Linked DNA regions of Homo sapiens: region 1 is linked to region 2. Evidence: chromatin contacts called from ENCODE Hi-C or POLR2A ChIA-PET data. All regions are on one chromosome and are shown on one strand. Each heading gives the region's core, a stretch centred on a gene start or an enhancer-like site at or near the end of the contact. The rest is flanking DNA. Distances are from core to core; before and after follow the strand shown. Region 1 has its middle 480 kb from the start of LINC01854. Region 2 has its middle 410 kb from the start of HS6ST1.

Region 1 (4,714 bases), core at 6-2,505, 71 kb before region 2:
ATGGCAGCTGCCACTCTCGTGTTCAACCCAACCAGACCCATGGAGGCTCTGCCTGAAAATACAGGTGTTATCTGCTGAGCAGCAAACGTTAACTGATGAGAGACAGGAGATGGAAAGAGGTAACAGATAAAGCCCTTTTCCTCTCCTTGCAGCAGACCTTTCTGAGATGTGGTGCTCCATAGAGGTTCTCCAGTGCCATCCAGCATGGCCAAAAACCCACTGTGCTTGCAGAAGTGGCATAGCCAGCTGGAGCTGGGAATACGGTTCCCCAGGTTTGTGTTCCTCCTCCCCTCCCTGTTCCCACCTCACTGGAAATAAAGCAAGAGTCCCAAACTTTGCCTCAGGCTATGTACTCTGGGAAACCTGGACTAGGACAAAACAGGTTTATGCAAATGTATAACCAGCATACACAAATACTGTTTTTGTACACTTGCATGCACACACGTAAAAGTGTGTCATATTCAGGCACTAGACCACAACTGGATCCCAGTGTAAAACATATTTCTATAGGTTGTGCTTAAGAGTTTTGCAAGTCACTTTCACTGCACCTAGTGTAGATGGATCTTCACCCTGTGAATTCCTGTGTTCTCACAGTTGCCCTCACCAGGCTCTGCCCATGCACACAGTCCTGGGCTTAGCGGCTTTCATCTTGGAGGCTGGGAGTGATCTGCAGGATGGCATTTCCTTGGTCTGCCCTCTGCCTCCTGAACAGAGTCTGGGTTCTAGCATCCAGTCTGAAAGGGCAGGAAACTATCCAGGTCTGCCCAGTTGGCATGAAGCTGACAGGGTCCTGAGAGCCAAGGAAGGAGAGGGGCCCTGGGGAATCCTCACTACTCCTGAAGAGCCTGGTTCCTGTTGGGAATACCTGGGAGAACATGACACCTTTGGGGGCCAGTGGGGCAGAGTGTAGAAACAGAAACGTAACCCTCCCTACTCATGGACACCTCCTGCCAATCAGCCCTTGCATTGATGCCCAGGATTTCCTGAGATTTCTTTCTGCTCAGCACAGCCATAATCTAGTGGGCCAGCTGCACTCCAGGAACCTGCGAAAGGAGAGACAGATGGCAGCCAGACTAAAGGACACGGCCCACCCCAGCTCTATGTCTGTCCTTGCCCCGGGCTTCAGTGTCCTACCTGATCCCAAAACAAAACTCGAAATACACATCTTGAGGCACAACTACTGAAAGGGCATGTGCTTGCTGTGTGTGCACTCTGTGGCCTTTCGTAAGATGATCTTGACCTTGCGATGGTTGGCCAGCCTGTCTCAGAGAAGGCCCTGCCACATCTTATTCTGGCATCACATGTAAGTTTTATTCTAAGCCAGAGACAGTCAGCAGATTTCTCAGTTCCCAGAAATAGAAATCAGAGCACTTTTGCACCCATCTCCAGAAATGGCCTCTGGAGCACAATTAGGGGACAGGAGGGTGGACAGGGATGCTGCTGAAGGAGTTAGCAGCCAGTGACACAGAGCTCAGCCCCCGTTCCAATATTTCATACCCCATTGCCCCTCAGCCCCAAGCCCACCCTTCCATACTCCGCCTTTGACAAAGAGCAATGAGTCTGCCAGCACCGTTCCTCAGATTTCCTCCCCATCTGACTTCCTCCATCCTGGCTCTCCTCACTCCACCAAGTGCCATATCAGACTTTCCATGGCCCTGCTCAGGAACCCAGATATGCTCATTACATGAGTCTTAGAATAAGGGAGCCTGGGGAATCCCAGCCAACACCTTAGGGCAGCAAAGTGCATGAATTCTGATCTGAATTTTGATTTTCTCTACGGTCTCATAGAAGCCATTTATTCTCTGTCTTTTTGAAAACAGGCAGAAACATGCCTTGGAAGACATTAAAGAGAGTGACTTCATTTTATCAAATGTGAGTTGAGGTTAGAAAAGTCGGTCATTTGTCTAAGTTCTCAAGGTCAATTGGTGTCAGAAGCTGGAAAAGAACCCAGGTCCCCTGATTCTCAAACAGATGAAAAAGAAAGCTGAGTAGAAATATCGGGGCCAGTAGTGAAGATCTTGATAGCGAAAAGAAAGCATGTGACATGATGTGGCTAAAAGCAGGGGCCTGGGAGAAACAGAAACTGCCCTCGAGCGTGCTGTGGGGTGCTGGTGCATGCATGCAAGCTGGGTGCTCGCCCAGCTACCCAGAGAAGCCTCTGCTTGCCAACAGCTGGAAAGAACATCCCCCTTGAAAGACAAACAGGCCTATGTTGAGCAGGGCCTGACAGCTGGAGAGTCCCAACTGAGAGTCCCCTGGCCTCTCCTAGGGTCTTGCACTCTCTCTCTGAGTCTTAGGCTGCCTTTCCTGGAAACTCACGTGTATTTAGCAGAAGCCATCCCCCTACCCAGGACCACGGAGAGGGGGACAGGAGGCAGCACATGCCTGTGTGAGACCAGCAGCATTTCTCTACAGGGTCCCCTCAACTAGCCAACTCCACTCTTGCACCTCCATTCCTCTCTAGCTGACGTCCTTGTCACCTTCTTTGTGAATTCCTCCCACAGCAGTAATCATGCATGCAAATGTATTTGCCCCTACTGTCTCTATCACTAGGTGCTTTGCATGAAGAACTAAATAAACTACAAGACTCCAGGGACTGTCCCATATGCTACCTGGTCATTCATCAGATCCACGATGTGCTATGGGAGGTATACATAGACATGAGGCTGCGGTGCTGTGATGGCTAACGTTATGTGTCGCCTCAGCTAGGCTATGGCGCCCAGCTGTTTGGTCAAACACCAGTCTAGATGTTGCCATGAAGGTATTTGTCAGGATTCAACATATAAATCAAAGTGATCAACATTGATTTAGCAATGTTGTGATGTGATCAACGTATTAATCAATAGACTTTGAGTAAAGCAGATCACCCTCTAAAATGTGGGTGGGCCTTGTCCAATCAGGTGAAGGCCATAAGAGCAAAGACTGAGGTTTCCCGAAGAAGAAGGAATTCTGCCTCCTGACTGCAACACAGAAACCCTGCCTGAGCTTCCAGCCACTGCCCTGTGGAATTCAGACTCACGACTGCAACAACTCCCCTTATCTTAGTGTGCAGTATGCTGGCCAGCCCTACAGACTTCACACCTGCCACCACCACACTGACAGGAGCCAACACTTTAAAGTCACTGTGTGTGTGTGTCTGTCTGTCTGTCTGTCTCTTTTGAGTCTGTTTCTCTCGAGAATTTTAACTGATGCAGGTGCCTTCGAGGAGGTCACCTACAGGCAGGGCCCCTACAGTCCCTCCAGACAGCAGCTATCATGCAGCGTCATTGCCGCAGTTTTTTCTGTGAAGGTGGGGAAGTTAAAATATAACAGCAACAACAGTAGCAGACATTTGTGGTGTGTTTTCCATGGTCTGGAAACTGTTCTGAGCAGTTTACAGCATCATCTTGTTTATTCCTTATAAGACTCCATGAGGCAGGTACATTCTTACGCCTCTTTTTCAGAAGAAATGATTACAGATGAAAGAGAGTAAAAAACTTGTCCCCTGACAGACGCATGGGCAGACGGCCTCCAGAGCCAAAGCCTGGAGTGTGGACACAGGGAAAGTCCGAGTTCCTACTCACGGCCCTTCAGCTCCAAAGTCAGAGGAACTTCTTAAATCACCATGATTGCAAGACCAATCATGTAGGAGACCAATCTTCCAGTAGGAGATTTGAACAGCGGTCCTCTCCCATCCTGGTTCTTACTGTGGTCATTCAGCTCACCAGTAGGCTTGCCCCTGCAAGAAGGCACCCCCATCCCCACCACAAACACGGCCATGCCTTCCCTGTGATGTGCTGTTTCTCAGTGTAACACAGTGCATCAGCATCAAGCTTGTTACCAAACACATCTCCTGGCAATTTCTCCTGCTTTTAATTGCATCGCTTGCTGTGTTCCTCACACAGCCTCAGTCAAAAGAAGCCAGCTTACCTCTCCCATGGGATTCTTCTTTTCTGGATCACACAAACTACTTCATGGTTGCTTTGCAAGAAAGCCTGGAATTGTCGCCACCCGTTCAATGCCAAACCCATGCATCACTAATACGAAAGTTACACGCCTTTGCTGCTTCCTCTCCTTTATATGCACACAATTAGTTCTTTGTTTCAATGCCATATCATGATATTACCTTTGGGAAGACACTTTTAATGCTAATTAAACTTAATAGATACAGTACCAACAATGCACATGTGTAACTGAAGCGACACTAGTCGTGGACAGGGGGACCGCGCAACATATCATCCCATTATAGCACTATTGAGGATAAAAGGGGTACTGCTAATAATTATTACAGGGAAATTCACATAAGCCAGGACTGCCCCCAGCAAAATGGGACATGGGAATACTCAGGTTATGACCAATTTCATTTGTGTGCAAGCAATGACAATTTTGTTACAACTGTCATCTCCTGGACATCGTTATGCTACATTATCAATTGCAAGATGCATCACATCCGATTGCAGAGATGCTAAAAGATAGGGGGTGAAAGTGCATCTTAGTATTGATGAATTAGAATGTCTTTGTCAGTTGGGGAGGACCTCCTCCCACCCGCAGGGGCTGTGTTCTTTCCAGCCTCTTGTCTTTCTCTCTCCTCTAGTTGTAATAGTCACTTTCCATCTATGAGTTGTTACCTCTCCTAACATGTGGATGAATTGCAAGAAGCCATGTCCTGATCATTGCACCCATCCTGATTGGATGGCCTCAGCCTCTCTGTGAACATAGGAGCCAATCTGTAGTC
Region 2 (4,629 bases), core at 5-2,504:
ACTTAAAGCCATGAAAAAAAATCATTATTTCCCATCAATCTTATTTGGATTTACATACATACTTCTTTGATCACTGAATACTGCTCCTTGCATTCTCATACTTCTTTCCACATTCAATGATCTTCTTGCTGAAGCACATCCTTAAATACTTCTTTCAGAAAAGATCTATGTGTGGCAAATTATCAGTCTTTGTATGTATGGAAATCTTTCCCTAGATGACAGTTTACTTGGATATAGCATTATTGTTAACAATTATTTCCCTTTGCGTCTTAAACATTTTATTCTGTTGTCTTCTGGAGACTTTTGTGTCTGATAGAGTAGGTGCCACTCTGAAACTTTTCCATTGTGTTTAATGTCTTTCTTTTATCATAGCTTTAAAAATTTTGACTTTTTATTTTATGTTCTAAAGTTGCATGATGATGCTTCTAGATAAGTTTATTTTTAATTTTTCTATTTAATATTTGATGTACTCCTTTAATATCAAGACTTGTGTCTAACTTCTTCAAATACTGTCACATTCTCAATCTCACTAATTATTGCTTCAAGAATTTCTATTAGATATGTATTTGAGATTCTGATTTTAGCCTCTGCACCTCTCAAATTATCTTTCTCTTATTTGTTCCATAAAGAATTTTGATAGATTAACTCTTTCTTCCTATTCACTAATTTTATCTTCAGTTGTCAGTTGTATTTGGACTATTGTATTATTTATCTATTAAAGACATTGTTTTCCTTTAATTTCAATGACTATTTAGTTTCTTGAATTATTTGGTCCTTTTGCATAGTGGCTTTCTCTAGTACCTGTAGATTCTCTCCTTTTTTTTTTTTTTTTGTCTCATTTATCATTTAAATACACTTACTCTATGGCTGCTAGTTCCACAGGAGTAAATATTCCCATTTCTTCCATCTGCTGATTCTCTTTCATAGTGTTAGGTTTCCCCATTTACTCTGAGATTTTGTCTGTGAGCTCATCTTCAACAAGACTTACCTTCTGTAACAATCCAGGATGTGCCGTGAGCTGTGGGTATGTCCTTGTAGGGGACTTAACATTGCATCTGCCAGAGCCCTAAAATGTGTGAAAGTTGTCAGAATCAAAGTGGAGTCACTCTTTCAAACCATAGCAAAATAGAGCCAGGGAAGGCCATGAAGGGAGGACTCTCACTCATAATTTATCTGATGATAGGATCCACCTCAAAAATTGTTTCCAAACCACAGCTTACTACATGAGTCACACAAGAAAAGCTAGCAGCACAAGAACAGCTAGCCACTTCTAGAGGCACGCTGGCCTGTTTTGCAACTCTCACAAGGTCAGTCCAAAAATACAAAGGCCTAACCGTAACTCCAAGATGCTGAGTCCCACCTAGCAGCTACTGATACTTGACAATGAACTTTCAAAACAACTTGCATCACCTCTTCTCTCCCCAGTAAAACCTTAATTTTCCTTTGTTCTCCAGACATGCCAGAGACCATCCCAGTCTATGCATATGTCTGAGATCTCAATCCTATTTCTTTGTTCATTCCCAAATAAATCCCTTTTGCTTGGAGTTCTGTCTCCATATATTCTTATTTCAAATTGGACAAGTGCCATGAGGCCAAATTCTACAATAATTATCATTTTTTGTTTGTTTATTTTGACACTATGGCATAGGCAGTGTGACTTGGAGCCCCACATCTTTTTGTGACAGAGGCTGGGGTTTCAGTTTTACATGGGAAACTCCCCCTGCCACAGTCTGCAGGGGCAAGCTCCTTCCTGTGCCCCAGCCCTGGCCTACACAGTCCTTCTCCACCCAAGCTTTCACATGGAGCCCTCGATGTCCATCTTTACACAGAACAAAATCCCTGCCATAAGGAGTGGATCCAGCCCCTGAGGGCTCTGCAGCTTCAACGCTGGCTCTCTGTCATGGCTTTGCATTCCTTCTTTGTTGATTGCTTCTAGTTATTTCTCTTTCTTACATTGAAACTGGGCTTTTTTCTTAATTGCTTCATTGCATCTATCATGGATAAATGAGCTCAGACTTCTAGTCAAGGTAGTAAGCTGACATGTCCACTAAAACGTCTAACAGACATCTCAGTTTCTCCCCCAGCCACAACCTGGTTCTGTCAGTCTTTCTTGTTATAGCAAATAACACCAATGACCAGCCAGTTGCTTGGAGCAACAGGCAATGATAAGTATTCAGCTCTATTTGGTTTAATACCTTGACCAGAAGTCTGAGCTCCACACATGTCAGTGGTCACAGACTGGTCATTCAGAAAAAGAAACAAGCTGAATCTGGCACCCCTTAACCTCAAGAAACTCCTGTCGGTTCCTACTACGTTATCACAGCCATTTATTTAATTTCACTAGAAACCACCCAACTCTCGGATCTCTAATTTCTAAAATATATTTTACCTTCTTAAAGATTTGTGCAATATGAATCCTCTTGACATTTTCTGGACTCTCCATCACTCCAAGCTTTATCATAGGTTAGCAATGGGCTTCATGATCCTTTTGATGTTTATATGCTGGGCCACGATCTGCCCTGTGCTCAGCCCTGCTAATGCTTTCTTTTGCCTTCTCCCTTAGGCTGGGTCTCCTGCCTCCTAACCATGTTGCATCCACCCTTTCCATTTTGTAGGTTTAGTTTTTTTAGAAAAATCATGGCAGTAAAACAGAAAGTGAGACATTGTACTTTCTCTCTGTCACCTTTTAACATTACACCATATGCCATCAACAGTTGGACTCTGTCAACAAAACTTACAAAATCCTTCAAAAAATATTTTTAACAGTTGTTTTTTCATTTATGAGCTCCTTCTGATCTTTTGCCTTCCTTAGCATCTTATTCCAGACTTGTGCCGTGCTGTGGCATTTATCTTGGATTATATCAGTTCCCTTTCAGCCCACATGAATCAGTCTCAGAATAGCCTCCTCCCACCCAGGCTCCTTCTGAGTCTCTCTTGGCTCCTCTTCACCACCCAGACCTTGAGCTGAGAGTGCCCAGGGCTCAAACCTCAGTACCCAGGGCTCAAACCTCAGACCTGTTTTCTTCTCTCTCTCTCTACAGTGTTTGCATTCAATCTTACAGCCTGTAATATCGCAAAGACTTGGGTAACTTCTGGCTCCACAGCCTATTTATCTGCTCAGATTCCCACTCTTTAACACCGGCCTCACTAATCCACCTGCAGACTTGACCTCTTTATTTGGATTTCTAACAAACACCTCAATCCCCCTGCCTCCAGCACCTGGCCTCTCTGCTTTCCCCAATTTAATAAATGATGTCAACATTCAACTAGTAACTGAAGGCAAAGATTCTAGAGTCAATCTTGTAGCCACGTTTTCTTATTCCACATTCAACTCAACAGCTAATCCTGTCACCTCCACCTTCAAAATATATCTATATCAAAATAGATGTAATCTATCCAATATTCTTTCCAGCTTTTCTTTTCAACTTTGCAAATGTGATCACATTCTCACCAGCCTCCCTGCTTCCACTTTTGCCCTGCAACCTGTTCTCTACCCAAAAATGCTTCCTCTCATGGTCTACGCGAGCTTGGACAGGCCCTCCCAGCCCTCTCTGCCCACCTCCCCATCTCGTCTCACAGAACTCTTCCAGTCCTAGGGCCTGCTTTCTGTTCCTCAGACATATCATTGTCCCAGTCTCAGGACATTTGCACATGCCACACTCTCCACTGGAGTATTCTGTCCAGTACGGCTACAGTAAATCTTCCTCATTTCATCTATATCTCAGCTCAAAAATCACCTTGGAGACAGCTAAAATCACAAGTCCTGTCTATCCCCATAGCCTGCTTTTTCTTCATAGCCCTTGTCACCGCCTCATAAATCATTTGCTTACTGGTTTCTGTCCCCAACTATCAAATGAGCTGCTTGGGGCAGGGACCTTGCCATTTCCAGGGGCTCGCTATATTTCCAGAGCTTGGAGAAGAGCCTGTGTGTAGGAGGCCTTCCTTAAACATGTGCTGACCTGACTTTTTCTATTCGGCAGATGACTTCAATATCCTACCTGCATAGGAGGGGGAAACTCTGGCTGTCATGCGGGGCCTGAGCCTCTGAGAGCTGAATGCATACAGGCATGGGAGGTGATGGGAAATAAAGGTAAAAACACAACTGAGAAGCCAGACGGTGGGTGTGGTGTTTGTGGTGTGGATACCCGAGGCAATGCTGTTCACCCGGGACCTGGTTAGGAAAGGCCTGCACTTACAAATCCCTGAGGCCATTAGGCGTGGCTGCCACAAGGAGAAGCTCCCTGGTCAGCGGTCTCCATTTGAAGGCAGGCTGGGTTTGATCCCTGGATAGGACTTCTTCCAAAGGTCAGTTGGAAACTGACTAGAAAACCAGTCTCATTAACATGCTCAGAGAATCCTGAGTGGGAGTTTTCCTCACAAAACATGTATATTCAAACTGAAACCTCACCAGCAATCAATCCTATGGCAGCAAATTCACACTGCTCCCATAGCTTAGGCCATTTCCACCACGGGAATTACCCTGACAGGTCTCCGAAGCACAGCCCAGCCTCTGCTCCATGCCGGGCCTGCCCAGGGACAGCCTGCATGCATTCTTGCCATGGCAACAAAGAAGCCCTGGCCTTGGAAAATCACTGCCAACGGTACTCAAGACTGGTGCCGAACATGCAG

The links. A loop is a pair of places that touch in the nucleus more often than their neighbours do. ChIA-PET counts read pairs that join two places held with the same protein, here RNA polymerase II (POLR2A). Pooled maps may share reads with other maps.
Region 1: a map with no recorded cell type shows a loop between it and region 2 (5-fold over the local background). The contact joins two enhancer-like sites. A Hi-C loop is called at or near these places in 1 of 168 maps with a recorded cell type or tissue (MCF 10A), 1 of 37 single-sample maps with no recorded cell type and 4 of 50 pooled maps. POLR2A ChIA-PET finds 5 or more read pairs at or near these places in 1 of 52 experiments (MCF 10A).

The regions. Positions count from the first base shown.
Region 1 is chr2:128,795,557-128,800,270 of GRCh38, reverse strand. No RefSeq gene overlaps it. Among named protein-coding and RNA genes, the nearest start is that of LINC01854, 480 kb to the left of the region's middle. Within about 2 kb of position 1,255, at least 3 of the 41 ENCODE cell types and tissues checked have a DNase peak (open chromatin) inside an H3K27ac peak, as active enhancers do.
Region 2 is chr2:128,724,712-128,729,340 of GRCh38, reverse strand. No RefSeq gene overlaps it. Among named protein-coding and RNA genes, the nearest start is that of HS6ST1, 410 kb to the right of the region's middle. Within about 2 kb of position 1,254, at least 3 of the 41 ENCODE cell types and tissues checked have a DNase peak (open chromatin) inside an H3K27ac peak, as active enhancers do.